Regions from separate parts of the Mus musculus genome. Here regions 1, 2, 4 and 5 are each linked to region 3. A link is a loop called in an ENCODE intact Hi-C map of the cell type or tissue named here. Cell type or tissue: left cerebral cortex. All regions are shown on one strand. Region 1 overlaps Chl1 (cell adhesion molecule L1-like). Region 2 overlaps Chl1 (cell adhesion molecule L1-like). Region 3 holds the start of Chl1 (cell adhesion molecule L1-like). Region 4 overlaps Chl1 (cell adhesion molecule L1-like). Region 5 has its middle 200 kb from the start of Chl1.

Region 1 (5,000 bases), 160 kb before region 3:
ACAGTCCTGATTTAGAAATTTGGGTTTCTAAATAAAAGAATGAAAATGAAGAGGGAAATAGAAGAAGACAAAGAAAATGTAATAAAGACAGCCTCTGATCTCCTGATAATTAGTGCTGTTTATAGCTACTGCTTTCACCCTCTAGGGAGAAAAACACTTCTTGATGATGCTCAACTGTTCCCACACAGGTGTGAGGAGACTGAAACATGCTTCTGAGTGTATGTTTACTATTTTCTCACTAAAGTGAAATTATTCAATATTCTTAATAAAAATAATATTTACATCTCGGAACCACTAATAGCTATTTTATAAATAGTGGAGATAATTTGTTCAAGAAACCTATATCCCTTTGGAATCCTACAGTCAACATTTTAAGTTGCATAAATAATTTTACTAGTATAATATTTTTTGCAACATTTGCAGTTCTTTTTGAAAGCTTTAGTCTTAATAGTCAAGAAAACCGAGGCCAGATTGTTAAAATATTCAGCTACCGTAGCAACGCAGCAGCCATCTGGAAGGATTTTCTAACAGTCAGCAACTCAGGGTTAGAAGCGGCTAATAATTATGTATGTGTGGTTCAAGTGTGTGTTTGTGTGTGTGTCTGTGTGTGTGTGTGTGTGTGCTAGAGAGGCACCAGGGGCAAGGGAAAATATCTCCATCAAAAGATGCAGGAAAAATTATAGACAAGTGTCAATTGATGTCTAAAATTATAGTGCGATCTTTCAAATTTCCCTAAATGTCTTTTTGAATAACTTATTGTCAGAGGAATATATTATTATCGATAGATGTTGATGTTAATATCTAACATTGTATTCTGTTCTAAAAAGATTTGCGTTGTTGATCCTAACAAAACAAATTCCTCCCTTTTAATTTTCCTGTTCTTTCCTTAACTAAGAAAACAGTATAGAAAGGGCTGAGAAATTGTGTTAGTCCAAACAGACTTGACTCAGTCAATTATTGAAACATTTACTTGTGAGTGAAATTTGCCTTTGGAACTCTTTTCTCTTCCACTAATTAAAACAAAAGGCCACCATGGACATGCTTCTGGCACAGAATGAAGCTTTAAAAGAGAACTTTATCTGAATATTAATGGAGACCCTATAGTTCTAGTTCATGAACTGGCAGCCTGGGAGAGACAATCATCCTCCATTGGTAAGCCAACACAGCACTAAGTACAAAGGTCCAAGAGAGTGACTACTGCATTATCTTATTGCCACAGTTACTTCAACCCCAGAGAGAAAGCCTGGTTGTGACTGGATCCTCAGGAAGGAGTCTGTGTCAATCAAATTTACAGCAAGATCAGGCAACCTCAACTCCAGCACTGCAGCCACAGCCTGGATATCTAATTATTGTGAATGCTACTCATGAGAGTAATGCCATCATCACCAAATTAATTCCTTTCTTTCTTTCTTTCTTTCTTTCTTTCTTTCTTCCTTCCTTCCTTCCTTTCTTCCTTCCTTTCTTCTTTCTTTCCTTTTCCTTCCTTCCTTCCTTCCTTCCTTCCTTCCTTCCTTCTTTCTTTTCTTTCCTTTCTTTCTTTCTTTCTTTCTTTCTTTCTTTTTTACATTCCTTATTAGACATTTTCTTTATTTACATTTCAAATGTTATCCCCTTTCATAAAAAAAAATGGCAGAAAATCTCAGTTGATCAAAAGAGTTCAGTTTTTATGGTTAGAAGATGAAAGTAATATATTTGGTACTATTTGATAAAAAGTATTAGTATTTGCACCATGTGGTCTCTTCATACATACTCTAAGTGATGTATTGAGTACCAGGGTACAGAACAAAAAAAAGGCTCGAATGAGGAAAAATGTAAGACGATTCATCTGACTGTGATCACAGACACAGAAACTGAGTGGCAAGATTAGCAAGCACTCCCCACCTCCTTCCAGGGTCCTTGCAGTAATGTTTGATTTCACAAACATGACCTTATTTATGAGCATCATGTGTGCATTATAATAAAAACCATTTCATGCAATAAAACCTTACAGGAGGCTAGGTTTAATGACATTTTAAACTGGCCATGGAGGTGGTGTATGTTTAGAGACTAAGCTGTCTTCTTGACATTTATGCCTTCCATATGGTTTGGGGTGATAAATTACAAGACTGATTAATTAAGTGTAGTGTTACTCAGTGCCCACATTACAACTAAAATTGCAAGCTAATGATCAGCTTTAACACCTGCATTGTTGAAGCAAAGGTCTGTGATGGCATGCACTTGTTTTTTTACTCCGAAGTAGAAACATAAATCCTCATGGAAGGCGTACCTTCTACTGTGACGTGAAAATCATGACTGGCTTTCCCCAACAAATTGTTGGCTGTACAGCGATAATTTCCTCTATCCTGGTAGGAGATGTTTTCTATCTTCAATGTCTTTTCATGAACTTCAATTGTTGCTCTTCCCTCTGGTAATTCACTACCTGGTTTGCTCCACTGGATATGTGGAGTTGGTCTGCAAGAAATATAATTAATGAATAGATAAGTAAATGTCAATTATAAGTAATATCTCATGGTGTACCTATTATCATGCTGAGTTTACATATGCAGGAAGTTTTATCAGCCTTACCAATGGACACATATCAAGTTTGAATAAGCGTGTTTCATCATAAGCTCTTTTAATGGTCTACTCCCTAGGAATCTTTTCCGTTCTGGAAGGAGGCTAAGTCTACGTGAGGGCTGAATCAATGAAGCTGTATGCAAAATGGATAACTGAAGTCCAGAGAAATAATATCACAAGGTATTTGTCAGGTGTGAAATTCTCCCCGTGGTGGTCAGAGAGCAACAGCTCCTTTCCCTGTGCGACTTCCCACACCATGGCACTGCAGCCAGCAGAGGCAGGCAACAATTTCCCCTTGAATCCTAATGAAGCCAATTTTGGCTAGAGTGGCTGAGGAGTGGAGCCAAGTGCGTGGGCTGGGTGGAGGAGCAGCTCTTTCACTTTAGGACAGCTTGGAGTGCCCAGCACAGACCTTGATTTCCTGCTCTGCGGAAAGAGGGAAGGAGACAAGAACCCGGAATCTCCCTAATTCCGGAGCATTTGGGAGATTGCTTCACAAGATCAAAACAAACAAAAGCAATACAAAAGGCAAGGATTACCTTACCACGTGCCTCACAATGAAGGGAAACAGAATCTAGGGCCAACATGTGAGGAAAACCCCCTTCTCATAAAAATGAGAGTGGAAAAGTGACATCCAATGAAAACTGTGACTTCATCGTGTTGCTGATAAGCAACTCTAAGTGGCAGACAACTTATTTTTTCTCCTCCTACAGGATTGGAAAGCACATAATTCTGATATTTACCATATTTCTGGTTTCTAGTCACTACACTGAGAACAATCTCAGGGTGACATGGATTACTGTTATCATTTAATCACTATCAAACCCAATGCTCCCAGAAGGTAAATAAGACTTATCAGATTCAAATTTACATTGTTTTCTTAGTGGGTTCCATAAGAGTCCATCCTTCCTAACGGTATAGTCTTATGCTTGTGGTCAAACTTGCCATTGGTCAGGAAGTATATAATAATTTTTCAAAATGTATTATTATTATATGTTCATGAGTGTTTTGCCTGCATGTATGTACATGCACTACATGCGTGTCTGATGACCTTGGGGCCAGGAGAAGGCATTGGGCGCCCTAGAACTGGAGTTCCAGATGGTAATGAACCACCATGTGGGTACTGGGAATCAAGTCAGGTCATCAACAAGTGATCTTAACCACTGAGCTATCTTATCTGCCCAGCCCCAAGAATTAAATCAATGTCTCAAATTTTTTATTTCAGTTATTTCAAATTACTTGCTCACACTGATAATGAATAAAATAGCTCAGTTATTAGGAAACAATGACATTGGAGGTAAATATAAAGTTCTTTCTTACAAACATTTGCTATTTTTCGGTCAAAGCCAAAGTGGTTAACCTCACAGTTTTCTAACAATCTCCTTTTTGACCAAGCCCAGCACCCGTGCTCAGCAGATATCCTTCGGAAATGGTCACTGCAGTCAGACAGACACATATGGGAGTATATTGATTATCAGTTGAATTCTACAGAGCATGCCACCAAGCAGTGGTGGGATTCTGAATCTCCTACCTGCTTGCCTTTTATACCATCTGTCAAAATGGCCATCTGCCAAGTGACAGGTTGCCCTGGGCCTCTGTTCCTCTCACACAGATTTTCATGAGTCTGTGCTTTAGCAATGCAAGCACCTCAGTTTCCTGAATTTCTTCTTTTATTTCTGTTCTTGAAAAAAATCATTTGTCTATCTCCTCACTTCTTATAAACAAATTAAATTATTTAAATCCGGTGAACATGACATCACAGGTAGGGACAATTTATTCAGCTAGGTTAACAGCTCTTCTATCCTGGACAGCTCTGTTTTGTTTGATTCTGTGCTTTATTTTTAAGGAGTACTTGCTAACAGAGTCTGAACAACGATGGATTGAGGAAACATTGAGCTATTTAATGATTTTTGTCTGTTTTCATAACTTCAAATATTTGTTTCAGTTTTTACGGTGGTAACTTTTCTTCTGATTCTTGGTGAAAGCTGTAGGATCCATAGAAAGCTTCCATCCTTAAGTTCATGATGACTCCGCTTTCATTTCACACAGCGTGAGTGTGAATTATTAAAACAGCACATTCTCACTGTCAATAAGGTGGCAGGGATGCGACTATATTTCTCAACTAATGAGAGTCAAATATCAGTTAACTCTTCACCATTTCCAGGATATCTATAAGCTCCCAGCTTTCCAACATGCATGTGTCTCTGGAAGCTTCCCTCACTTAATTAGTAGTATTAGTGTGTGTGTGTGTGTGTGTGTGTGTGTGTGTGTGTGTGTAAACAGGATTGGGCGTGTTAGTGTGCATATATGTGCATACAAGCACAGGTCAGAGGAGGAAATCTGTGTTTTGTGTTCTGCTCTCTCACTTGGAATTAATCTCATCCCCTCCACATCCCTGCCAACTGCTAGGTGGGTTTGCATCCAATCTGACTTTTTTTTTAATT
Region 2 (5,000 bases), 170 kb before region 3:
GGTCCAAACTCTAGTACCTCATAAACAAACGAACCATAATATTTCTCACTCAACCTCTCCTATCAAAACCCTATATGGTTGCTCATCTGTCATCATTAAAATCCCAAGACCTTGATCAGGCCTTGTCATTGTCTATGCTCTGATGCCTGCATCTAGTGAATGATTTTACCAGCTGACTCATGCCCTTCCTTATGCCCTGGACTTAAGGCAATCAGTTCTGTTTCCTTTTATTTATTTATTTTTTCTCCAGACATACCTGGGGAGTCTTTTCCTTTCTCTCCTCTCTACTTCAAAAGTACTCACAGACATCTGATGGCAGCCTACTTCCTCACCCTTTTCATCTCTTGAAGTATGTACTTTTATAACCATAAATCTACCCTGCATCTCGAACTTTACACTCTCCTTAGTACCTACCTACTTCCTATGTATGAATTTCTCAACAACATGACCTTTACAACTATGTCTTCTCTTGCCATTTTATAACTCACTGAATCCAATTAGTGCTGTCGGTAGCTGCATAGGGCTTATCCACTGAAGCATGCAGCCTGCCACTTGTCATACACCAAAAGAAACATGTCTTTTCTCTCATAGCATCCATCAAATACCAACAACTTCTCAGCTCGGGTTGATGTCTCATAAACCTCCCACACCCACCAATGCCCGAGTTTTGATGGACAGATCTTAAGCAGTTAAAATATGTGCTGTGAGTTCACAGGTACAATGGCTACTTCCTGTCCAGAAGACAGCATTTCCTACCACTCCTTCCATCCCTCAGCTTTTATATTGCTTCAGCTCCCTCCTCTGTAATACTCCCTGAACTTCCAAAACGGATATAGATGTCCCATTTATGGCTGAGGACACATTGTCAATTATTCTCAGCATTTGCCCAGTTACAGGACTCCATATTAACCACTGTCAATTGGAAACAGAATCTTCTCTGAACAAGCCAGAGACCCCCCTTAATCTTGAGAGCTCATAAAGGTGGCTGCCTTGGCCCACCCTACAGGCACTTTAGTATTAGATGAGTGATCCAAGTAGAAGCACTTGAACTCCTCGTCCTCCTGCACCCACCTCCCATAATTAATGGTTTAAGCCAGATCCTGTGCAACCCATTCTAGGAATGGTGCTTTTCTCAAGCAACATAACAAACCCGCAAGTCACAGCTATTTTCATCTCTGTTTTATTTATGAAAAACAAAACAAAACAGGTTTTAAGAGGCACAGTTCCATTCCCAGTCCCACAGTTAGCAAATGTTAGGATGACCATGCAAACACAGGCAGTGCGGCTCCAGAGTTCATAAACCATCCAAGAACTCCACAGATAAATTATGACTTTAGGTAGCTGGCTAATTAATCTCCTTCAAACACTACCAACTACCACTGCTTCCATTTTGCAGCTTGGAAAACCCACGCTAAGATGATCCAGTGACGAGTTCGAGGCCACAGACCTGGGAAGAGTTGCAGCCCAGTGATGACTTTGGTTTATGAACCACAAGGAGACATGGATAATACGTGGAACCATGACTAATAAATAAATGGGGACCCTACACCTGCACTTCCTATCTTTTCCTCCATGGAGCTACTTAAGCAGAACATAACATTTAACATAGGTTCTGACCTTCTGCCTGAACAAATAGCTTCAAAATAGCCTCAGCTCTGGGTTCAAATGAAAACCTCTAGGGTTTGGAGACTGGTGCAGTAAGGAATCTGGCCCCCAGGCCTGGTTCATTTCTGTTTCTCTGTGGCCAACAAATGTGGACAAGATTCAAGGGGATGTTCTAGTGTTGTCAACAGCAGCCAGGGAGCTATTGTGTCATGTATAGCTTTGGGTATCACATGTGTCCTGGCCACAACATGGAGATAAAATGTGAACAATAAATATTCTGGGCAGGGGCAGAGTTAAGGATTGAGGATGTTGTAAGGGTGCAAGAAATATCAACTTTCAACTTTCCTCTCCTGGGTTACTCTATCATTCCTTCTCAAGGGCAGGAGCAAGGGTTGGTGTATATTAATCCTCTTCCTAATTCAGTCATTACTTAATTATACAAATAATTATATTTAACAATATCTACCTACCTATCTATCTATCTATCTATCTATCCATCTATCTATCTAATAATATAATTAACTTAGTATATCCATAAACACTATCCATGTGTTGGTTGTCATCAATCAAATTACCAATAAAGAATCACCTGGTGATTTTCTGGCACTGTATTATGCTAACACAGCCCAGCCCATCTACTTCATACATCCCCAAACTGTGATCAGATGTGATCCCATTCAACTGCTGTATTCCCTAGCATGTCATTCTCAGGCCTTTTGTTAGGTTGTTTTTAACTCACTTTCAATCGGCAAGCCATTGAGTCTCCATTTGATTGTGGGTTGAGGTTCGCCTTCTGCTTCACACAACAAGATGCCACTGCTCCCCGTGCTGTACACGGCACTCTGAGGCTTCTTTTTCCAGCGTGGAGGCTCTGAAGACAAAACAAAGAAATTTCCAGAAGGGTTCTGCATAGCCAGAGATGCGACGACGTTAACAGGTCTGCATTTCTACCCTTAACCAGCAGAGGGCAGACACTACCAAGTATTCCATAGCAACTGTGGAATAGGTTCTACAAAGCAAGATGGCTGTATTTGTGTGTGTGTGTGTGTGTGTGCTTACATTACACTCTAAACATGTATATAAATCTGCATACCAGAAATATACAGCTGTCTTAGCTGTATATATTAATCTTACTGAAATATGAGGGAGGGCTAAGCAGATGGGAACTCATTTAGGGCTGGCTGCTCTTTCTTTTCAGGCTGAAGCGAAGTAGCTGAAAATGGGGCTATGCAGGAAATAGATTCAGAGAGCTTTTTAAACAACAGTAAAATTTGTGAGACCTTGTTCCTTGATTATTGACTCTAGCATTTACATGTCATATGTATAGCAATTTGCATAACTTATCAAGTTGGAAAACATAATTTGCTTTGCAAGAGATGTTCTTCTTGCAAAGGGGCAGAACGGGATCCTGAGAACATTTGACATTTATCACTGGAAGCAAAGCAGTAAAACTAGGGACAGATGATCTTCATCTCTTGATGCACAAAACTTCAAATGTGTAACTCTAAATGGAGTCTCAGAACAGAGCAAGACAAGTGTTCTCATTGCACACGTTACTGTCACATCTTGTCACCATCAGGGCACCACGATGACAACAGTGAATATAAGACTAGAAGGATGCATGAATATTATTATTTTTGTTGTTGTGATTGTTTGCCAACATATATAGCTATGTTGCACTTTCTTGGATACCTTATACCCATAGAGGACAGAAGACGACATCAGATTTCTTGGTTGGGGTTACATAGTGCTGTGAGCTACCATGTAGACGCTGGGAACTAAACCAGAGCCCTTTGAAATAGCAGCTGGTGCTCTCCTACCACTGAGCCATTTCTTCAGACCCATGTGCATAATTGATAATTAATCTCAGAAGTGACTTAATAGAATTTTAAAGTAGTATTTCCCATCAACTTTAGCCTGCTCATTTCCCTGCAAGAACTATGGATTTTTGTGTTGATTAAAAAAAGAAACTTTTTAAAAGATATGAACATATATAAAGTGAAAATATCTTTTAAATGATTTTAGTAAAAGAAAGAAAGGTGATTACATGGGAAATTAAATTTATTAAGGGGTAAGAAAAAACATACAAACAGGTAATTCTGGCAAATCTATGTGATAAAAGAAATAGCAGCCTTATTTATAATAGCCAGAAGCTGGAAAGAACCCAGATGTCCCTCAAGAGAGGAATGGATACAGAAAATGTGGTACATTTATACAATGGAGTACTACTCAGCTATTAAAAACAATGAATTTATGAAATTCTTGGTCAAATGGATGTATCTGGAGGACATCATCCTTAGTCAGGTAACCCAATCACAAAAGAAGTCACTTCATATGCACTCACTGATAAGTGGATATTAGCCCAGAAACTTAGAATACCCAAGGTACAATTTGCAAAACACAAAAAAATCAAGAAGAACGAAGACCAAAGTGTGAATACTTCATTCCTCCTTAGAATAGGGAACAAAACACCCATGGAAGGAGTTACAGAGACAAAGTTTGGAGCTAAGACGAAAGGATGGACCATCCAGAGACTGCCATATCCAGGGATCCATCCCATAATCAGCCACCAAACCCAGACACTATTGCATATACCAGCAAGATTTTGCTGAAAGGACTCTGATATAACTGTCTCTTGTGAGGCTAGGCCAGTGCCTGGCAAATACAGAATTGAATGCTCACAGTCATCTATTGGATGAAACACAGGGCCCCCAATGGAGGAGCTAGAGAAAGCACCCAAAGAGCTAAAGGGGTCTGCAACCCTATAGGTGGAACAACAATATGAACTAACCAGTACCCCCAGAGCTCATGTCTCTAGCTGAATATGTAGCAGAAAATGGCCTAGTTGGCCATCATTGGGAAGAGAGGCCCCTTGGTCTTGCAAACTTTATATGTGCCCGTACAGGGGAATGCCAGGGCCAAGAAGTGGGAGTGGGTGGGTAGGGGAGCAGGGCGGGTATAGGGGACTTTTGGGATAGCATTTGAAATGTATATAAAGAAAATATATTTTTTAAAATATTTTTATTAGGTATTTTCCTCATTTACATTTCCAGTGCTATCCCAAAATTCCCCCATACCCCCCCAACTCCCCTACCCACCCACTCCCACTTTTTGGCCCTGGTGTTCCCCTGTACTGGGGCATATAAAGTTTGCATGACCAATGGGCTTCTCTTTCCAGTGATGGCTGACTAGTCCATCTTTTGATACATATGCAGGTAGAGTCAAGAGCTCCGGGGTACTGGTTAGTTCATAATGTTGTTCCACCTATAGGGTTGCAGATCCCTTTAACTCCTTGGATACTTTCTCTAGCTCCTCCATTGGGGGCCCTGTGATCCATCCAATAGCTGACTGTGAGCATCTGCTTCTGTGTTTGCTAGGCCCCGGCATAGTCTCAC
Region 3 (5,000 bases):
ACTTTCATTCTCAGAAGATAAACTTAGATGTTCTTTTGATCAAAGGGATGTGTTAATTCATTATTCTCTACATGGTGCTAATGAGAAAGCTATAATTAACTAACCACACTATTAAAACACACATACAATAAACTGCAGCAATTAGTAATGTTTAAAGTGATAACCAGCCCCCAAATTAGAAAATACAGACTCTTCCCTCTACTAAATATATTCAGAAAAGAGAAAGCACCATATCTAATTAAATTGAGAATTGTTTCCAGTCCCTCCCAAGGGGAAGGAAAGACACGTGATCCCCAAAATGTGAGAGATTTCACTTGAATAGTAGAGAAAATGGCTCAGTGCCAAGTCTACTTGTAGGTAGGCTCAAAGTGCTGGTGAATAATGTAATCTTGTCTTTCAAAGAATGCTTAGCATAATATTTTTTCCAGGAATGAATAGAAAGAATATCATGCTTTCACTCATTAGCTGTGTTAACTTAGCATATTGTATGTAAATCACCAGAATAATTGCATTCTCTTCAGACTGAATTAGGATGAAGCTGTAATCAAAATGTTCATAATTGAAAATACAGTATTCTCAGAGTTGGTTTGAAAAAAAAAAAGGGAGCATAGAACACTGATTGAATCAGAAAATATAGTTCATCACTGCAAGCAGCCTCAGTAGAGAGACAAGTGCATCCTCTTGATTATACCTTGACACGTTAATTAGTTCCCCAAATTCAGGGCTCAACACCTTCCAATCTGTCACGTTTTTCTGCCGCCTCCCTTTGTCTGCCCTAATAAGCCTTTTCCAAGTGCAAGGCTGCTTAGATTTTTAAAGTCAAATAGAAAAATGGTGAAAAGTGAAATCTGTCTCCAGAGCAGATGACGTTAAATCACAGTGTTGGCTGTCATCAATCAAAGGGCAAAATAATTCCCAATAAATAGAACATTTAGTGCCAGAGCTCCTGGGAAACAATATGTAAATGATTCCATGAATTTCAGACAAGCTGTCACACTAATTCCTCAAGGTCCCTTTTAAAGCTGACATGCCAACTGTGGATGTGGGTGCTTCAGTGCTTACAGTAAAGCACCACTCTGCCACCTGAACCGCATCCCACAGCGTATTGTAGACCATCATCCCTCCTGTCTGACGTCAGTTGCTCTTACTTAATTTTTCCCTTCTCAGTTAAAACTCACAGGACAAAGGTTCTTAGCTTACATCTTCAGAAAAATGAATCGGGTTAAATTATTTCAGGGAAGCAACTTTAGGTCTAACATATCTCCTATCTTCAAATATCTCAGAAGGAAATATAAAGACAGGCTTCTATACAGGTAATGCTTTTCTCACTGAGATAGACTTCAATAAGTTATATATGAAAATATTCTTTAAAACTGATTTAAAGCTAGTTGCCTAATTGGGGTGGGGTATTAGCATACAGATACCAGCACGTTGTGCATGATGTGATTTCCTGTTGCACAATGCCAGATACATAAAACGTATACAACCATGAGGCACTTGCAAGGAAGGAAAGGATCCTGTGAGTGTGAACACAGAACAGTCTGGAAAAGAATGTGTTTAATCTTCATAGTCTTCTGCATTTTCTGAAAGAGAGTCTAGTCAGCTGCCACAAACTGTACCCCCAGCTCCCTAGTAAGGGCACCTCATGCATTAGATGACAGTTACTCCGGAGCATCCACGTGATGACGGGAGGGCAGACTTTGCCATTAGGAGAGGTGAATGTATTGGAGCACGAAAGACCATGAGAGGGAAGATCTAGGTATATATTAGACTCTATAGCCAAGTTAAATCTGGAAAGCAATAGGTCGATGTTATCACAAAGGGACTGAAACTGAGACAAGCCCAACTGCACCATAAACAGGTGAGAGGTGGAGCTCAGATCCTACAAACAAAATTATGGGGGAGGGGCGAAACTGGATTCTCTTGTGATCAGTGGTTTTCCCTGGGCAGCTTTCTAAGCTCTGTCCAGCACTGGACTCGGAGCTAATCTGCTAAGAACTGCTCAGGTTTTCTTTCTCAATCTGCTGCAAACCAGATTTACGAGTGGAACAGAGTATCAATAAATTTAACAAATGTCATTTTCTAAAATTAGATAACACAGAATTTTGCCCTCAATAAAAGTGCCGAGAAAGGACAATCTACCGTATCTAATTAATTTGCGTATTAATTATAACAGCAGCACCACCAACAACAACTAACTTCTGGATAATTATTTCTCATCAGAGAAGGAGGGTAAACTGTCTGCTTGGATAACCTCACTCCAATCTTCCAACTCAAAATGGGATGAATTGATACCCATTAGTAAGAGAGAAACTGAGACACAGAATAAATAACTACTCTAAGCCACACATTCCAGAGTAGATAGGGCTGGAACTCACAGCCAGGCGCGCGCTCCAGCGCTCTACCTTGATGTACCTCCAAGAGTTACCTAGGTCAGCACCCACGCGCACGCGCAAATCTCCCACTATTTCCAGCAGCGGGAGCGCGCTGTGGTGCACACGCCTTCCGCTGGCTGCTACCAGCCAGCTCTTCTCAGTTCTGGCCTGCGGGGCGGTATTGATCTCCTTTCTCCCCAGGCAGAGTCGGAAGCTCCTTCCCCGCCCAGCCGCTCAGTGCCACGCACACCTGCTCGTGCTTGCTGGCTACTCGCACTCCCCGCCCATCCTCTCAACCCGACCGCAGACCACCCACCCAGCTCCCTCGCTGCTTTGGTCTCCAATACCTGAATCATGGTGCCGCTGCTCCTCCCGCCCCAGATTTTTCACAGGAATTCCTCAGCTCTGCCCCTCGCTGAGAAAGTGAGGTTCTTCTCAGCCAAGGGACCCAGGGATGAAGACAGCCAGGTTTCCCCAGCCTCTCGGCTCCAATCCTCTTTCTCCAAATCAATCATTTGCTCCCTGCTCTCTCCCTACGCACACTTTCACTCACGGGAGGAAAAAATAGGAAGAGACAGAGAAAGAGGATAGGAGAGGCACAAAGAGGAAAAAGGGACTGTCCGTGACTGGCATCCCTAGCTCCCGGGGCTTGGCTACAAGGGAGTCATGGCAACCGGGGGACCCCCCGACCTGCCTTCTAGCCCCCACCGTGTTCGGTTGAGATGGAGTGCTCTGCTTCTATCTTTTCCCTAAGCTGGCAGTTCACAGATCGATCATTCATTCCAAGCTGTAGGCATTTAGGGAACACCACTGCAAGCAAGATGCATCTCTAGAGACTTAACAGCTAGATAGGGAATTTGGGGCTGGGGTTAGAAAGTCTGGACCCCAACACCTATAGGGGGTTAGTGGAGAGAAATGTAGTACTTGCCCCCCACTCCCTGAAGGCTATGGTCTATGGAGGGTATGCATCCTCTCCCTAAGGTAAGGAGGCGGGCGGTGGCTATGTTGGAAGAAAGACAAATCAGCCTACCGAAGGTTGGCAGCTTGGAGGTGCAGGGGTCCCCGAAGCTTGTTTACTCCATCCACTGACCTGGAGCTGTCAAAAAATCCAGCCTTAGCCACCTGCGGCGGTGCTACGAAAGGTGGCGCCTCTTCTCAGGTTAGGGAAGGGACCTTGAGCCACTCCCATTTTGGGCAAGGACGGAACCCAGGGATGTGCACCATTTCCCTTTCATAAAGAGTTGCTCTTCTCCCAGGAGCAAGCCCTTGATTTCCTTCCACCTCCCTCAAAGAGTTGACTAAAGGGCAGATGGAGAGAGTCCCATTTCTTGTAAGGCACGCGCAAATAGACTCACCTGAGCCGCCTCTTGACATCCGATCTGTCTGGTACCTTCTCTTGGGAAAACTTCTCCTAAAGCTGGATCACTGGGGCAAAGGGGACCAACGAGGTCCAGCGCCTCTTGGAGAATCCAAGGGAGTTTCTAGTTGGGCGCTTCCCGCTGATCCACACCCCGATCTGCCCACAGAGATCCCGTCTGCCCCCTCCTGCTGTTGGCACAGGTCTCCAGAAGGCTGGACCTGTTCGAGCTTGTACCGGTATCCACGCCCTCCTGCCGGAGACGACTAGCTCGCGCCTCTTTTCTGCTGTCCCCGGGATCTGCTCTGCCACCCTCACCCACACGGCTTCTTTTCCCTCCCTCTTACACACACTCCCTTGGGACAAGAGGCAGCTACAGGCTTGAGACTTTGGTTTTATGAAAAGCGAGGGACAAAGAGAAAACTTTGCTTGTCATTTTTAACATCTCTAAGCCCTCAAAGAGACAGGGTAGCTGCCGGGTTCGCCTTGCCACTGAGAAACCGAAAAGAAACCCCTCCCCTCTGCTCCCTGGTCCACCCTCCTCTGTCCACATTCCACACACAGGCTCCCAGTCTCTTTTACCCTTTGCTGTATGGCTGAGGGGTGTGGTACCTTGTACCACTTTTTTTTTTTTTTTCTTAAAGTCTTGCCGGTTTTGCTTCTTTATTTAGGAGGGCGATGGGACTTGCAATTTAATTTACAAAAGAACCATCTCCATTAGCTGTCAAATCAGTGCAGGCATAAATTTAAAAAGCTCTTCTACTGTTATCTAATGTACAATTTGTGCCCCACTACCATCTGGACTTCTCCAGATTGATCAGTGACGTTTTCCTATTTACTCTCTATTAATACAGCGCTATAGAATACAAGCTTTCCTTGCTTATTCCCAGCGCCAAAGCCCACTCCTGATGTTGTATGTATCTCTTTTTACCAGCAAACATGATGTTTGTTTTAGGGGTGCAGTAAAGAGGGGCTACAAACTTTGGCAATCTAACTGGTGAGCACACTCTTTCATTATTTTTTTTCTTCCACACATTGATGATACTTTCGAAAATGTTCATACAATGTTGCTTTAAAAAAAAAATCCTGTTGCATGTAAGTGCTCTTTGACAGTAATGGAATTACTGACTTCTAACTTTTACTCCACGGAGGTTTGATCTTACAGTCTTGTCTTGTTCTCATCTAGTGCACTAAACAATGAGGACATTTATGGCTCTGTGCTATCCTCAGAGTTGGATGTCATGACTGGGATCAACAAGAAGGACGGA
Region 4 (5,000 bases), 100 kb before region 3:
ATTTACTTAGGCAGGTTGTTTTGTAGTTGACTGCAAGAATGAAAAGACATAAGTAAATTATATTTATAATAATAAGGGAAGTACATATATCCAATATTTGCAACAGTATCTTGTATGTATGTTATGTATTTCTTTTAATTTATTAATTACAAAATTAAAAGTTTTGTTAAGTAAATTCTTCCTCATGCCCTTGAATTAAAATAATTGCTAATTTATTATTTACATTTAAATACAAAGACCCATGAACACATATGCACATAAATACCATGAACACACACTTATGCACACACATTTATATATATACCTCCACAGACATACAGAGATGCATACACATGCACACACACACACACACACACACACACACACACACACACTTGCTTTGTAGCACTAAGATCTACATTAATCTGTTAAGCCATAGAGGATCATTAATGATGTCACTTGTAGTATTGAGAAGGATTAAAGGCATCATCAGAATATTTTGCATGTGATTTCAACTATATTTACTTTTATGGCATTTGATGTTTAAAAGTACCAGCTGAGAGAGAAGTTCACTCACTTGCTTGGGAAAGCTTTAAACCCCATGCTTACTTCAGGAACAGAATGAGTGGTAAGACGTGAGAAAGATGAAGACATGACTCTTTCTGTAATTATACTAGTCAGCCATGACTAATTAGATTTTGTCACTCAATTAAACAAATAAGGCCAAGACATGAAAAGAAATGAAAAACCAAGGTCATCCAATGGCTTCCTGAGTGACACCAGGGATGTGTTTCCTCTTTCCTAACCTGGAAAACACAGAGAGCTGGTCCTCATTGTTAACAGGTTTCCTAAACAAAATGTTTGCAGTCATTTCCAGATACACTCAGAGTCAAAAACTGTATACTGTGTAATAAGCATTCCCTGGAGACTAAGAAAGTTATGATGTCTTCTCATTCCAGTTCTTGGACTGTGAGCGATTGCCCTTGAAAAGACTCTTTGGTTTTTCTAATTGCTATGCTTTCTTTTGCAGAGGGTATACAAAGAAAGGCCTTGTGCTCTGGAGAACCCAGGAAAGTTAAATACACAGCTCACCTCTGTATGTGTAGCTGCTCTTCCTGGACTGCCAGGAATGATGGGCTTTTACAATATGGTGATCCTTTGCTATCTGATGAGACAGGCTCTGCCCATATCTCCCAGAATTTATGTTTTTATCTATCCACTTTCATACTTAACCATGAGCATTTCTTTTAGACTATAAACTCACTCTTAGGGGTGATGTCCCCTGTGCTTTGCAACAGCCTAAGTGACTTCTATGTTATCTTAGGGTCTGGACAATCTTAACACTCACCAGTGTCATGTTTTGCTCAGTCAAGCTCCAAAGACCCTAAATATTGGGCACTATCTCGGAGTCAACAGTACTCATTCTTGTGAAGGAAGACAGATGTAGTTTTCAAGATTATCAATGTGAATTAGGCTTAAATTGTTGTACACTTGGGACAGAGCTAATTGTTATCTGGATACTCCCCCCCCCCCCCTAAAAATTGTGCTGTAATTAAATATGGCTTGATCTGGACCAGACTTGAAAACTTGGTCCCCCACTGATTGTAATAAAATTGGCCTAAGACTGTGATTGGTTTTTAGATGCCTGCTGTAAAGCCTACAGTGGAATTACCACATCGCTTGGTGACTGCACTATTTAAAATATTTGAAGTTTAGCAGTGTTATGTTGAAATGCTAACTACTGCTCTTGAGAACAAGATCCAGTTACGCCTTGTGCTTCAGACAGGCTGTGTACGGATGTATCATTTTCCTGAAAAACCATCTGTTTTTTTTTTAAATGTGTCCTTAAAGAGAAACCCATAAAAAACAATTAGTGTATGTGTTTATCACATGATAAAACCAACACCTGAGGTCAGTAGGAAGCAGCCTCTATGTTTCCCCCAGGATCAACCTCCTGTGTCGCTAAACTCAGTGTTTACTGCTAATGTTAGGGAGCATTGCTGCTGTGAATAATGAACTATGACTGAAAGTATGTGCTTTGTTTGTAATCAGTATTTCATATTTCCTCTTATTAGTGAATTAGTTTCAGAATAAAATCTCTTATCAAGAGAGGCTGAAGAACGAGGATTTGAAAAGTAATTCCAAAATGAAAAATCTCAAGTTTTTCTGTCCCTAAAATAAATGAAACTACATCTAAATTGTGGTTATTACTACTGTTGCTGCTGCTGCCACCGCCGCCTCCGCCGCTGCTGTGGCAGCTGCTGCTATCAGTACTGGAAATAGAACCCATGGACTTGTAGATGAGAGAGGGGCTTTACCTCACCTAGTTCTATTCGAAACCTCATTAGTGTGTACCTCTAGTCCCTAGAATATTATTTAAGCATTTGCTTCACCTGTCTGACTTAAATTAACAAGTCTGTTTAAAAAGAAAAGGATAAAGGAATGGAAGCAAAGTAAAGAAGGATAGAACACTATGGCTTTTCACAGGAGTTCTAGGGACCCAATTCCTATGCATTTCTTAGAACGCACATGCCATTTGGTGAGTTTTCCAATGCTTCTTTTCTACTTCTATAGAAAAGAATGGACTAGAGAAATTGGTAGAAAAATTAATTTAAGAAGTCAAGATTTGATTTTTTTTAAAAGGAGACAATATTTGTGCTAAGAAAGCTGAATTAAATAGAGTCCAGTTTAACATATTTCTTGGTTTCACAACTCAGTTTGTTCCCGACTCTCTGTAACAGAGAGCTGCTTCTTACGTAAAGACGTGTGTCTTAGGGTTTTATGGCTGTGATGGAACAGCATGACTAAAATGCAATTTGGCAAGGAAAAGATTTATTTGGCTTAGACTTCCAGATCACAATCAATCACTGAAAGAAATCAGGACAGGAATTCAGACAGGGCTGAAACATGAGGGAGGAGCTGATGCTGAGGCCATGGAGGGATGCTGCTTACTGGCTTCCTTCCCTGGCTTGTTCAGTCTGACTTCTTATAGAACCCAGGACTACCATCCCAGGGATGGCACCATCCAGGCTGGCCTGGTGGTCACAGAGATAGTGCCTGGGTGTTCGTGTTTTTAATTTGCTGTGTCTGAAGTAGTAGGCACTGACTCCTGAGACCATGGTCAGTCTCTGCTCTGTAGTCACAGCGGGCTGGTCCTCTCTCATGATCACTAATTGAGAAAATGCCCTATAGCTGAATCTTATGGAGGCATTTCCTCACCTGGAGTTCCCTTCTTTGTGATGACTCTAGCTTGTGTCAAGTTAACACACAAAACCATCCAGTAAAATATGTAAAGATGGGTGCTCTGGTTCTGTCGGTTTCGATCCTTTACTGGGAATGTGTGTGGACAGAACATCAGTATGTGCTGAGATCTAGGAGAGCATATAATTTTATGGCCGGTTTTCTAGAATGATGCTTTGGGAAAGAGATCGAGGTGCCTCTGTAAAAGTGTGAAAACGTTCTATGTAGATTATAAATGCTGATCTTCAGTTTGAGGTACTCAATTATTTTGTAACTAGATTTTAAAAGGAAGTACTTTGTTTCGTGAGTGCATCCTACTTTCTAACATGTATTTCAGGTTCTCTTTAAAACAGGTCTTCTCAACCTTCCTAATGCTATGACCTTTCAATACAGATCTTCCTGTTGTTGTGAGACCCCAACAATGAAAATCATTTTCTTTGCTACTTCGTAACTGGAATTTTGCTACTGTCATGAGTCATAATGTAAATATCTAGGTTTTCTTTTAAAAATTATCTTTTTTTTTAACCATTCAGTTCCTCATCCCATTCCTCCCTCCCCCTCCCCCTGTCTCCAAGAGGATGTCCCCACCCCTCAGCCCCTGCCACCAGACCTCCCCACTCGCTGGGATGTCAAGTCTCTCAAGGGTTAGGCGCACCGTCTCCCACTGTGGACTCAGTGTCTGAGAAATCTCAGAAGTCCAGGTTAGTTGAGATTGCTGGTCTTCCTATGGGGTCTCCCTCCTCCTCAACTTCTTCCAGCCTTTCCCTAATTCAACCACAGGGGTTGCCAATATCAGTCCATTGGTTAGGTATAAGTTTCTGCCTCTGTCTAGGCCAGCTGCTTGCTCTTACCCAGAATTATTCCTGTTTAAAAGAACTGCAAGGACAAAAATGGAAGAGACTGGGGAAAAGGAGGCCCAATGACTGGCCGAATTTGGGATCCATGTTAATGGGAGGTTCTAAGGCCTGACACTATTATTGATGCTATGGAATGCTTACAGACAGTTGCCTAGCGTATCTGGGTTTTTGATGGTCTTAGTCAGCCACTGTGAAAGATTCATTTAACCCCCCAAGAGGGTCACAACAACTAATAAACTGAGAACCCCTGCTTTAAAGAAAAAGCTTATACTGTTTCTGGTAGTGTATAGATGCAGTGTTGAACTTATATTCTTCAACAATCTGTGTTTTATGTAGATCCTGAGTTAAATAACTCTGAAAGTATGACACAAATACTAAAGGCCAATCAAAGGATACCTTATGAGTACTACTTAAGATTTGTATCTTTATTTTCTATTACAGGATATCAGTTATGCATTTGAGACTCTACTTTCTATACTTCTCATCGTTGTATAAAATCTTTACAAATTTCAGGTGCCAAACACCCAAAGAATTTGCAAGCACGCATGCACAATTTGCATACACACATGCAATTTACATTGTTGCCATAAGGTAATTAGCAATTGGTTACAGTTTGCTGCTAATGAGGTCAAGGTTACAGATTTACTGTTCCACTGAGTCTGTCTTTTGGCTCAGATCCATTGCTTCTGTTTGTCCCTGGACCCCTGGGCTGCTGTTCGTTACAGGAATGGCCTATGTAGGAGGAGACATGTATTTTGTTGCCAAACTTTAGTATAGTAGTCAAGGCTCAGCATTTTTCTGACAAGTGTCAGATGTGGAATGTACTCTATCTTTACATTGTTATCCCCATTTTAGAGATGTGTAAACAGTGGTATCTTATAAATCATTTACATAGTCACACAGCTGCAAAGAAATTTATTTTCC
Region 5 (5,000 bases), 210 kb after region 3:
CTGTCTCTGCCTCCCCATTACAAAGACCAAAGATGTGGGCCACTACTCCTGGCTTTCGTTTGGTTGGTTTCTTTGTTTTGTTTTGAGACATGGCTTTACACCCTAGAAGCTGACCTTGAAATGAATATATAGCCAAAGAAGACCTAGTATTCCAGCTTCCTCCTCCTCTTCCAGCTTCTTCTCCTCTACCTCCTAGGCTGAAGATTGTGATTACAGGCTGGCACCACCCCTCTCCTCACTACTCTTGAAACAGTGTTGGTAGCTTTGGATAACAGGAAACTTTGAGGTCTTCCTGTTCTAATGCTGCAAACAAAATACGTGAATAAGCTACATAACATATATATATATATATATATATATATACATATATATATATATACATAACATATATATATATATATAGTAGCAGTTTTTGAACTTTCCCTCATGAAACTTCAGTGACAATAGGCGTTTATGGAAAGTCTACCTAGTAACTTTATGTGTGCAGCACATAGTTCCAACAGCCAACCCCTTTCATCAGAAGAGAACAAAGGAATAAAACCACAAGGTGATGTCAATAACTTGTTTCCTAGCTGTACAGCAGGCAGGGATTTTGTAGATGTTCAGAAAAGGTCATGAGTGTATAGTTGTGGAACTCTGAATATTAAAATGACTGTGTCCTTTGTGCCTGACAGGATCCTCAAAAACTGTAGAACCACAACTTTAAACAGTGAGCAAAGAATAAGGAGAAAGTAGAGAGAAAAGAACATGAGAAGCAGGGGATCTAGGAAGAGTCTGAGAAGGAAGAGGAGGGAGTTGGGGACATTTAGAAAGAGAAGGACGAGAGGAGAGGGCACAGAAGGGAGGAGGAGAGAAGGGGAAGAAATTACCTCCCAATTCTAAGAAAACCAGGAGAGAGATTTAAAGTGAAACCCTTGCAGTGACCAGTTGTGTCTTTGTAAGAAAGTAAACGGCATTTGCAAAGTAGGCTGTGACATTTTCCAGCAAAGAATGCTAAGTTAAAATTGAAGACAGGCATAAAATGAGCTTTAAATAGATTAGCTGAAAATGGGTCCTTTACACAAAGCTACTGACGCTAATGGAGTGGTCATATTAGTGCAAAAAACATTTTGAGCAATATTTTATAACTTCCCTTGTGTATGAAATCCAGTCATTTATTGTAATATCCAATATCCACAACTGTCAAAGAGCGAAGAGAGTGAGACTATTGTGAAGAAAGAAAGAAATAAGTGATTGTTCTCTTGCTAGCCCAATCATTTTGGCTTTATTCAGTGATTTTAATTTGGAGTGCCAGTCTTTCAACACAGAAAGAATGAGAAGAAAGAAAAGGTTGATGGTACTTAAAACAGATTTTCAAATGATATAGCGAGAAGAATTGCTATAGTAGGGAGAAAGGAGAAAGGCGAAAATAGACCTCCCATAGACTTTCCATTTTGAACTCAAACAGGGTACAGTTGTGTTCTCTTGTTTACAAGAGGGGTCTATGATTCATCAACCCTGTGTCTCTGTACAGATGGATAGGCATACAATACAATATCACTTCTCCCCATCCTTCAAACTCTCCTAAATATATTAGGTTGGCACACACATATACAAATATATTTTAGGACACACATTAGGAATACATACTACTTCACAGGCAAACTCAGGCACATATATCACACATGAACACACCACAACATACATCTTACACACACAGCATGTAAGTCCACCAGTTGATCACACACAAAGCATAGCTACATATGTGCCTATGTTTGTGCACATATTTCATGCAACCACCCTTGCATTTGCTTTTCTTCATGGGTCCACCTCATATATAAAATACATGACATTTACATAAGGATGTGTGTTAATATTAACACAGAAAGGTACACACATTGCCCCAGCATTCCCATACATATCACGACACATATATGTATACAAACATGAGCTCATGGATTAGTGTTCACAGAAATATATTCACAGACATAGTCTCAGAAATAAACATCCAAAGACTAGTGAGAAATAAAATAATCTGTATTATGATCTTTGGGAATTTCAGTTACAATGAAGGAAAATAAACAAAGACAAAGAAAGCCGATACAAAGAGCAAAATAAGCCCTGGAGCTTTTTCCTTGCAGAGGGGGATGGCTATTTTAATTCAAAGGGAACCCGTTTTTAATACCATAACAAGTTATAGTAGGTGTGTCTCTCTGTAAAATGTCAGGCAGTGATGCTTAATCCGTTAAATACACAATTCAGTTCCCAGCTGAGCTGAGCTACTCGATCAAGGTCACAGAGGACAGTTACCAGTAGGGGCCTGAGAGGTTTTGAAGCAGGAACCACAGGACCACTCCCTTAGATTCTCCCCCAGTATTTCATTTCACAGGCAAGGAGAGGAATGTGTATTTAAAACAGGATTTCTCCATTTAAAATTCTATTTAATTCATCACCACCATCGTAATTTTGACTGTGTGTGTGTGTGTGTGTGTGTGTGTGTGTGTGTGTGTGTGTGTGTGTGTAGGGGATCATCATTTATAGATGTGCCTGATGCATTTTAAGCATGCTTACACATACAGAAGATTGAGACAGCGTGCTGAGACTGGTGGTCTCTGCTTTAATGATGTCAGACAATGTAGGCTGATGGTGCCGTGTGATGATGCTGTTTTAAACATTAGTGATAGTAATTTAAAACGGAGAGACCCCAAAATCTTCCTATTGTGTGATATTTAGTAATGATGCTTTTGTGTTTATGAAGCAAAGGGCCTTCATAGTGCCAGTCTAGTTAGAAAGCATAGTTTCTTACTGCCCCCTGGTGGTACCTATTAGGAATAACTCTCTCATCACAGAATAAAAGCCAATGTTTTAGGGTAAATATAAAAAAATCTTTGATACTGAAATTTTCTTCACTGATAAAATGTTTTAAATGACCTGTAATATGGCATTAGGTAATTCCCTTTTGTCCCATGAGCCAAAAATATTTCATATACAAATGACTTAGATTTGCATAAATTAGTATTTCTAATTAATTCTGTATCTATTTACGAGTGAGCAGAGCCATATCTGTTGGTGCATGCGTGTAATCTTAGCTCTTCACAAAGCTTAGACAAGAAATGTGTAAATTCTAAGCCCGTCTGCCTAACTTAGAGAGACGCTGTCACAAAATTACAAACACTTCCATAGTCTCTTATAACATTCTACATATAAAGTAATGCATAATTCACATATCACACAATATTCTGCATGACATTTTGTATATGAAATTCCACATAATTCACATAATACTGAAAATATTCTGTATAACATGTTACATATAAATTTTTGCATAATTCTCATAATCTCTGTATTTGGGAGGTAAAAACCAAGGCCCATCGTCATCATCTTTGGCTACATCAGTCTGGCCTACATGAAAGTACATTTAAAAAAAAAAAGGATAGAAGATTAAACTGAGGAATACAGTACTTCCCTGGTCTAATTTAACCCCAGACTGAATTATGCACTGGGGACGATGCATCGAATCTATTTCTCATGTTGTCTACACAAGTTTGATCACCATTTGCCACCATAATCTCCTGATCCCTCCGAGGTGACTCCAATCTGTCGGGAAAGTCCTGCTGCCAAAGTCCAAGTCTACATTACTGGATAGCACGATGCAAAAATAGTGGACTCCCTTTGGCAGCAGAGTTCCCTCTTCTCTTGGGGATCCCAGAGGCCACATAGAATACCTGAGAATGTCAAGTAGTCCTGCACCTGAAACTCCTGGGATGCGTCCCCAAGCTGATGAGGCATCTCAGGGGTCTTAGACTTCAGCCAATGACCTTTGCCCACCCTGGAGATCATCACCCCATTCCCCAAACTATATAACCTTTGGTTCACCATGAATAAAATGCATTCATATGAGCCCACTCTGAATAAAGATATACTCACAAGCTAAGTCTCAGAGAGCTGTTTCATTGAAGGATTTTGCCTAAAAAACTGTAATACTAAGATCACTAGAGAAGACCCACCAAGCGCCTCCAGTCCTACCGGATCCTTCCTGTTCTGGACTCTGCTTCATCCTTCCAGCCCAGTGTGCAGCCCTGTCTGGTCACCTTGAAAGGGAGAAAACAGAAGACACTGAACCACACTTCTGAACCACACTATGAAATCACACCACTCCTGTGCTCACCTGTGCTCTTTCTAAGCTATGTGTCTCATTTCACAGTAGTGCGCTCCACCTTACCGAGCTACTGCAGACTTCTTGCTTGAATGTATCTGGTTCCTTTGAAAGTATGCCTTATTTCTATTCCAGTGGCCACTACTTGGGAATTGAACAATTAAACATTCCTTCCTATTTTGTTATAAAATGGTATTGATCACACAGAAAATTCCAATTCCATAATCATATATGGAGGGGAAGACATCAAAATATTTACTCCCTATCATCTATCTATCTATCTATCTATCTATCTATCTATCTATCTATCTATCTATCTATCTACAATCTTCATTATCTATTTATATATCATCTACCTATTAACTCTATGATCTATTTATCTATCTATCATCTTTGTAATTAACTATTTATTGAAAAATAATCATTCCTCAAATGGTCACTATTCCAATTCCTTAAAACTGCAAATACATAGGTTATATGTCAAAGATAATGATAGAATGACAGCTTGGGGTGCGAGGATAAAGGATAATGAATATTGGGTGGCACACTGGACGCTCAATCTCAAGTCTGCAGTAAATCTTGGCCTTAAAAGAAAATAGTAATTATATAATTTGAAAGCAATGACTACCAGGCCTTGGCATTCCATGTGTATTGAAGAAAGCTAGAATAATTGCTCCAGGTAAAGGTTGGAACACCTGAGGCTACCAGCAACTTCTGAGCAGCTCCAGCAGAGAGGTCATGAGAACAGTGTCTGGAGCTTAAATAAGGAGTGAGTCCTGCGTCGTGGTAGTAAAAGTGATGACAGAGTGAGAAACATTACCAAGTAATAGGCTGACATTGAGAGAGACTGCAGTCATCACCCATA

Evidence for each region. Hi-C counts contacts between places; a loop is a spot of excess contacts. Peaks named below come from ENCODE experiments on the same cell type or tissue, not always from the same donor. Only the 100,000 strongest peaks of a DNase experiment are listed, where the experiment ranks them.
Region 1: it touches region 3 in a loop (3-fold over the local background); 6 of 42 quality-filtered maps call a loop at or near these places.
Region 2: it touches region 3 in a loop (4-fold over the local background); 6 of 42 quality-filtered maps call a loop at or near these places.
Region 4: it touches region 3 in a loop (2.8-fold over the local background); 3 of 42 quality-filtered maps call a loop at or near these places.
Region 5: a loop joins it to region 3, with 5 times the contacts of the local background. A loop is called at or near these places in 8 of 42 quality-filtered maps.

The regions. Positions count from the first base shown.
Region 1 is chr6:103,672,424-103,677,423 of GRCm38, reverse strand. Chl1 (cell adhesion molecule L1-like) reads right to left here. Exons shown (of 27, transcript NM_007697.2): 9 at 2,267-2,451. Among named protein-coding and RNA genes, the nearest start is that of Gm52915, 17 kb to the left of the region's middle. In left cerebral cortex, a CTCF peak has its summit at 2,825 (motif pointing right); DNase peaks (open chromatin) are centred at 524, 2,891 and 4,140; H3K27ac peaks cover 680 bases.
Region 2 is chr6:103,680,624-103,685,623 of GRCm38, reverse strand. Chl1 (cell adhesion molecule L1-like) reads right to left here. Exons shown (of 27, transcript NM_007697.2): 10 at 2,345-2,476. Among named protein-coding and RNA genes, the nearest start is that of Gm52915, 8.6 kb to the left of the region's middle. In left cerebral cortex, a CTCF peak has its summit at 2,558 (motif pointing right); a DNase peak (open chromatin) is centred at 2,572; H3K27ac peaks cover 284 bases.
Region 3 is chr6:103,509,880-103,514,879 of GRCm38, reverse strand. Chl1 (cell adhesion molecule L1-like) reads right to left here and starts at 4,004. Exons shown (of 27, transcript NM_007697.2): 1 at 3,731-4,004. In left cerebral cortex, a CTCF peak has its summit at 2,537; DNase peaks (open chromatin) are centred at 1,909, 2,550, 3,551, 3,976 and 4 more places; H3K4me3 peaks cover 3,173 bases; H3K27ac peaks cover 3,559 bases.
Region 4 is chr6:103,610,604-103,615,603 of GRCm38, reverse strand. The region is part of intron 2 of Chl1 (cell adhesion molecule L1-like); the gene reads right to left. Among named protein-coding and RNA genes, the nearest start is that of Gm24784, 24 kb to the right of the region's middle. In left cerebral cortex, no CTCF peak of the experiment used is centred here; a DNase peak (open chromatin) is centred at 2,936; H3K27ac peaks cover 1,110 bases.
Region 5 is chr6:103,304,683-103,309,682 of GRCm38, reverse strand. No RefSeq gene overlaps it. Among named protein-coding and RNA genes, the nearest start is that of Chl1, 200 kb to the left of the region's middle. In left cerebral cortex, a CTCF peak has its summit at 2,800 (motif pointing left); a DNase peak (open chromatin) is centred at 2,668.